2 separate regions of the Homo sapiens genome follow, and region 2 is linked to region 1. The links are chromatin contacts, found by Hi-C or POLR2A ChIA-PET in ENCODE. All regions are on one chromosome and are shown on one strand. Each heading gives the region's core, a stretch centred on a gene start or an enhancer-like site at or near the end of the contact. The rest is flanking DNA. Distances are from core to core; before and after follow the strand shown. Region 1 has its middle 240 kb from the start of CASC17. Region 2 has its middle 48 kb from the start of LINC02003.

What was found. A loop is a pair of places that touch in the nucleus more often than their neighbours do. ChIA-PET counts read pairs that join two places held with the same protein, here RNA polymerase II (POLR2A).
Region 2: a map of PC-3 shows a loop between it and region 1 (2.2-fold over the local background). The contact joins two enhancer-like sites. A Hi-C loop is called at or near these places in 1 of 168 maps with a recorded cell type or tissue (PC-3). POLR2A ChIA-PET finds 5 or more read pairs at or near these places in 1 of 52 experiments (AG04450).

The regions. Positions count from the first base shown.
Region 1 is chr17:71,437,029-71,440,425 of GRCh38, reverse strand. No RefSeq gene overlaps it. Among named protein-coding and RNA genes, the nearest start is that of CASC17, 240 kb to the right of the region's middle. Within about 2 kb of position 1,490, at least 3 of the 41 ENCODE cell types and tissues checked have a DNase peak (open chromatin) inside an H3K27ac peak, as active enhancers do; they include PC-3, where a contact is called at or near this core.
Region 2 is chr17:72,389,585-72,392,981 of GRCh38, reverse strand. No RefSeq gene overlaps it. Among named protein-coding and RNA genes, the nearest start is that of LINC02003, 48 kb to the right of the region's middle. RefSeq lists an enhancer at 280-329. Within about 2 kb of position 1,626, at least 6 of the 41 ENCODE cell types and tissues checked have a DNase peak (open chromatin) inside an H3K27ac peak, as active enhancers do; they include PC-3, where a contact is called at or near this core.

The DNA.
Region 1 (3,397 bases), core at 241-2,740:
AGAGAGAAAGAAAGAACATTACGGGGAAATAAATGGCAGCCCTGTTTCTGGCGGTCTCGGTTTTATGGCCCGAGGAGCCTCGCTTGGAGGCTGCCCTGGGGTGCTGCCCAGTGAATGTGTATTGTGGCATTTTATGAAGCATGGTTTATATCAGCATGGATTATTATAACAACAACAAGGGGGATATTTAATAAAACCTTGTTTGATGGCAAAGGCTGCCATACAAAACACTTCTCCTAGGCCAGAGAAATGAGTGGAGTGTTTATAGAAGCACTACCCTCAGAAATCTACGTTCACAGAAAACCGTTTTCTGAGACAGGTTTTGAAAGAAGGTGTGGATTCTGCAAGCCTTTGGTCTCCATCTGTTTTCTCCCCTCTGACCCTTGGTTGTTTGACTACATGGTCATGACCCTACGTTGAGTGGGGTAGATGGTCTGTGAAGATGTTCATGCAGCTTCATCTTCATGCCTCCCAGCAGTGCCTAAAGCTCTCCTGCTCCTTCCTTCCTGGAAGAAATGCCAGAATCTCACTTCTTAAAAAAAAAAAAAAAAAAAAAAAAAAACATAAAAGAGAAACACAAACAGAGAATGAGCCAGATTGCTGAGGGGGATCAAGGAATGAAATACAGACTCAAAAGCTGCATAGACTCAGAAACCCCAAAACTTTCCCAAAACCCAACCTGGAACATTTATCTTCCTGACTTTCTTTAGTCTCAGGCCAGTTTTTAACCATTAGACGACTTACAATTATAATGTTGACAATGCTTAGGTTAGAGGTGGCTGCAGGGAATTCTCTTTCTAAATTCAGTTGCTTGGGTAGGTGGTGTTGGCAAGACTGTCTTGTCTTTTGGTGCCAACTCCGAAGTACCAGAATGCCATTCCTGAGCTGGAGTTCTACGAATCATGGTCTGGAGATGAAAACTGGGAAGACAAAGGGAGCCTGAAGAGGGGATGATGTGGAAAGACTAAAAGAGTGGTGAAGAGAGGAGAGAAAAGAGAGGAGTCATGAAAGATATAAGAACAAGGAACAGACAGTTGTTTGCAAAATAGAATGAGGGGCAGAAGGAAATGACAGGGAAATAAGGAGCAAGTCTCTGGAAAATATATCTAAAAACAAAATACATCTTTTATTTGAAATTATGAAGTTGATTTCATAAAGCTTTCTAATAGTTTTGAAATATCTGGCTTGTGTTTACTCCTAGTTCCCTCTTCTTCCATTGTCATGAACCAAATCCTACCTAGCCCAGAGACTTCGTGAGCTCTCAGCTTGTGTTTGTCAACAGGAAGCGCTATACAACAGCAATGGGCATTTCTGGTGTATTGATAGAGGGGAAAAGGCCTTGGTGAATCACAGAAATAGCCTTTTACATGAAACACCATCCAGATCACTACCAGCCAGTGGCTGTAATCTCAGCTGAATGTGCAGTGTTTATTTTTCCAAGAATGGGGCCTTCTATGACTCATGGTACTCAGATGCTACTTACTAATGGGCCCTTGTACAAGTCAAGAATGTGACACATGGCGAGACACGCAGCTTAACAATCACAAACAACAGCACAGTTAATGGGGGGTGAAGCTTCAGTGACATGTGTCACACCAAAGAGCCGACTCGTCTTGTTCCCTGAGGCCACAGATGAAGGGTCTCTGGATTGTGTAATAATGATAAAATATTGCCATCTGTTGGCATCCTGTGTAAGCAGGCTCTGACATACATAACATTGATGTTTTTCCAGACTGCCTCTCACATTTCTCCAGGGAGAGGATGTGTGAAAAGCATGGGGGAAAAGAGCAGAACATGCAGCCTGACCTTATAGGAAGAGAAAAATAACAACATTCTGAAAGTTCAAACTGGGAAGACAACAGACTACATTGCGTTGGTCCAACTCTTTACCTCTAGTCATGGGAGTAGCTAAACCAACCACAGGTTGCTGACACTCAACTAATCAGATTATAAGAGTTTGCTTCAGGTATGCTGTCAAATGTTCTTGAGGGTATGTATTCCTCCTCACGATGGATTCAGAGAGGTTTTGATCCAGGAGGACCATTATTTATTGTCTGAGTTAAAGGCAGGGATGTTGGGCTATAAAAATCACACATGGTATGCACAAAGCGGCAAACTGCAATGATCTAAAATATCCCCTACTGTACTTATTCATTCTATCTAATAAACATCCAGAATTCCAGATAAATGTGACAAAATTGCTTTTAGTTTTTTCCTTTGGCTAAACTTGTAAAATAGAGATTGAAAGGAAACTGAAAACCAGTGTGATAAGCATGTGATTCTTCAGAAGCCTGAGGAGGCAATTACCACACCTGACAACACAGAACTTGGGTTAGGATACCTATTCAGGGACCGCATAATGCAGTGGATTAAAATTGAAATCGCTACATAATATTGGGACCCTTGGAGGGCAGCAACCTCAGAAGAAGGTGGTGGTAGGGGAACAATTTACAACACAAAGAATCTTGTATATATTTGCCAGACCTCTGGCTGAAAAAAAAAATCTTCTGATGGAACCACCATCAGAAATGTAAAGGATTTTACAAATTCAAAGTTAACATTAATACTATTTTCATATTTCAAGAACTCCAAATCCAGAAAATTTACAGTAAAACTATCAGGGCCAGTGGCCACTGGGATGATATCACTGTGGTGTGTCCCAGAAGTGAGCCCCAAATTGTTCTAGAACAATTTTCCTACAAAGCAACCCCACACGGAAGTCTCAGTATAAAGAGAAAGAAAAAAAGACAGGAAGAAAAAAAAAGAGGGTTTTGATTTGCATGACAAGTTAATGGGTGCAGCAAACCAACATGGCACGTGTATACATATGTAACAAACCTGCATGTTGTGCACATGTACCCTAGAACTTAAAGTATAATAAAAAAAAAAACAGAGGAAGGGAAAAATCTAAGTCCCACTAAAGAACTCTAATATATGATGAAACACATTGGGAAAAAAAAAAGTCCTCCATAAGCCATGTTAAAAAAAAAAAAGCCTCAGAATTTTCCAGAATTGGATGTGTTCCTCAGATTCAAAAACCACAACTTCAAAAATGTAACTGAAAACTAATACACATTCAGACACATTGTAGTGAATGCAAAACATAAAAGACAAATATAAGTTTTCAAAGCAAAGGGAATGAAAGAAAACTATGTCGGCATGAACTATCAAAAGCCACACAACCCAAGGGCAGATGTCAAAAGTACAGATTCATTTAATCTCTCCAGATTTCAGCTGCCTCTTACAGAAACACATTACATTGCTTTCCAGTTGTTCACAAGAAATGTAAAACTTTAATAATATATACATATATATAATACATAAAATCTTAATAATAACTTGACTCCCTAAATTCCATTTATTTTTTCATGTTTAGTCACTGTGCTGCAATAGTTCT
Region 2 (3,397 bases), core at 377-2,876, 950 kb before region 1:
CATCTGGGATGCCTGGGAGGGAGGAAGGCTCCAGCCCGGGCAAAATGCTGCAGAAGCAAAATCCATTTGTGGTAGCTTTGTGCACTCAGTCAAGGTCGGGTGCTCCCGGGTCAAAAATGCTTTGAGTAAGAGGCACTGGGGGTGGACCAGCCTCCATGTGAGACGCTGGGCTCTCCAGGGAGGGGAAGACTTCATCCGGGCTGCGGCCCCATGCTCAGTTCCGCTCTATTTAGAACACTTTTTTTTTTTTTGTAGAAAGCAGATCGCTGGGGAGGAACGCATCAGGGCAGCTGAGGGAAGCCGATTCTACTGCAGCTTTCTGAATCGTGGGTTGGGGAGATGGAGAGGGAAAGGAAAGGGCTTTGAGCAAGACAGACCAGGTAGGCTGGTGTCACCTTTCCCTGTCTCTCCACTGCCCATAACCATCCCCCACGTCCCCACCAGCTCTGCTCAGCAGCCCATCTCTGGGGAAAACTTAAATGGGGCAAGGTAGAAGCAACTGAAACCATTTTTACTTGTTCAAGGTGAGATAGGCAACTGAGATTTTAAATTCCACAAGTCCACCCAATAAAAATCCCCGGCGCAGTGAACACCTGCCGCCATAGTGTGCATTGTTGAGTGAGACTCGGGACACAGCAGGTCAGGCTTCCTGGGTGCACAGTGGCATACGATTGTCCTGATTCCTAGACAGCACAGTGGTGTGTGTCAGTGAAGACAGCATAGGATGTGGTTGATGCTTTGCTTACAGGATTTGGGTAATCTTTACCCTCCTCCACCAAAGGGATAGCATTGCTAAATACAGATTAGGTCACTGCAAACTCTGTAAGCCAAGACCGTTGTGGGTGGTCAGAGGATTTCTGGAAACAGTGTCTTTTACAACTCTTCCCTATGTTAGCCTTTGTCTTGCAAGAGGAATTTGAAGTCTGAGGAGTGGCTTCCACTTGCCCTATGTCAGGCTCACTCTGGAGCTCGTGGGACAGGTGGCTGTGTCTCCTGGACCCCAGTTGGCATCCTGGATGTCTCTTCTCCTCCTTAAAATGCACCATAGTCAATGGCCCCTCTGGACAAGGCAACTTTGAGACCAATGGAAGCAGCCAGAGAGCTGTGTACTTGCACATTGACGAGCTCTGTTTTTCTGGCCCTCCTAACAAATAAGATCCTGGTAGTGTTGGTCCAGGGGCCAGTGGATGGCTTCCTGCTGGGGTCCTTTTTGTGCACAGCCATTAGTGACCTGTACATGCTCAAATGCATGAGATGCCGCATTGCTTTCCAGCTGGCTGGCTGTCTAGCCCTTCTGAGCCCCTACAGAGAGCCCATGGATGCCTTTCCAGCTCAGGATTAGACCCTTCCTAGATGCCTTTCTAATGCTCAGAGGAAGGAGATGGGATAGCATCTCAATTCCAGCCCCACCTTGTGTTGGTTGTGTGATTTAAGGCTGTTTACTTCATATCTCTGCATCTCAGCATCCTCCTATATAATTTGAAGATTGTAGTAGTACTGACCTCACTGGTTTTCTTTTCTTTTTTTGTGGGAGAGGGAGGTATGCATTAATATATGTAGCTCTCAGAGCACAGGACCTGAGTCATACATCCAGCTCATGTGTTAGCTATTGCTAGTGTTACTATCTCCCTGATAAACATTCCCCTAACCTTCCCCAGGTAGAAGTAATCACCCTTACTCCTGGGGAAGCACTTCCTACATATCTTTTATAGAATGGGTCCTGATATGGTTTGGTTGTGTCCTCACCCAAATCTCATCTTGAATTGTAGTTCCTGTGGGAGGGACCCGGTGGGAAGTGATTGCATCTTGGGGGCGATTTCCCCCATGCTGTTCTCATGCTAGTGAGTGAGTTATCACAAGATCTGATGGTTTTATAAGCCTATGGCATTTCCCCTGCTGGCTCTCATTCTCTCTCCTGCCACCCTGTGAAGAGGTGCTTTCTGCCATGATTGTAAGTTTCCTGAGGCCTCCCCAGCCATATGGAACTGTGAGTCAATTAAACCTGTTTTCTTCATAAATTACCCAGTCTCGAGTATTTCTTCATAGCAGCATGAGAACAGACTAATACAGGTCCCATGGAATTCCAAATAGTGACACAGTTAAGAGTCAAATTGTAGGGTTAGGCAGGTCTGAGTTTAATTCTGACTCCTTTGCTCTTGCCCTTGTGATCTAAGTCTGTTTCTTCACTTATAAAGTGAAGACAATGAGAGCAACACCCACTGCCCCAGGTTGTGAGGCCCAGGGCTGTTCTTACTTCTCACTGGCATTCTGTACCTAGGTCAGAATCTGAAAGAACATTTGTTGAACTATTGAGTTGACTCAGTCAAGTGTTCCTCCCTCCTTCAGTAGACAAATCCTCCATTGAATAAAACCCCATCATGTTATAGCTCACTCCATGGAGGTTCCTGGCTAGCCTATCTGGATTGCGGTGGGCCTTGAAGGCTTTCTTGGCTGGCAATAATTGCTTTAATGACCGACGGCCTTAGTAGACATCTACAGGTTTCGGCCTCTGTTTTCGTGGTAAGAAGGCTCAGGGCCAGGCATGGTGGCTCACGCCTGTAATCCCAGTACTTTGGGAGGCTGAGGCAGGTGGATCGTCTGAGCTCAGGAGTTCAAGACCAGCCTGGGCAACATAACAAACCCCATCTCTACTAAAAAAATTACAAAAATTAGCCTGGCCTTGGTGGCACATGCCTGTAGTCCAAGCTACTTGGGAGGCTGAGGTGGGAGGATCGCTTGAGTCCGGGAGACTGGGGTTACAGTGAGCTGAGATTGTTCCATTGAACTCCAGCCTGGGCAACAGAGTGAGAGTCTGTCTCAAAAAAAAAAAAAAAAAAAAAAAAAGAAAAAAAGAAAAAAAGAGAAGGCTCTTGTATTTATTTCTGATTCTTATTGGAGTCGTTTAAGGAGGACCATTGAGAAGACCTCTCCCATAAAAGCCAAAATGCCAGCTCTTCTGTGCAATCCTGTGCGTATGGTCTTGCTCTCAGTGCAGTCCCAAGCAGAAACCCACTGGACTTGGAATTGGAAATCTGAGCTGAGTATTGGCTTTGTCCATGTGGTAGACAGAATAATGGTCCCCAAAGATACCCATGTCCTGCTCCCTGGAATCCATGAACATGTAATCAAGTTAAGTTTCTTGAGACAGGGAGATAATTCTTGGTTAAGCCCAGGGTAATTTCAACAGTCCCTTTAAGAGAGAGGCAGGAGAGTCAGAGATTTGTAGATGCTGTAGTCCTGGCTTTGAAGATGGTGGAAGGGGCCATGAGGCCAGGAATGCAGGTGGCCTTTAGAAAAAGCTGGAAAAGGCAGGGACACGGATCGTCCTCTAGAGCCTATGTAAGAGTACAGCCCTGCTGATGCCTTGATTTTGACTCACTGAGACCGATTTTGAAAT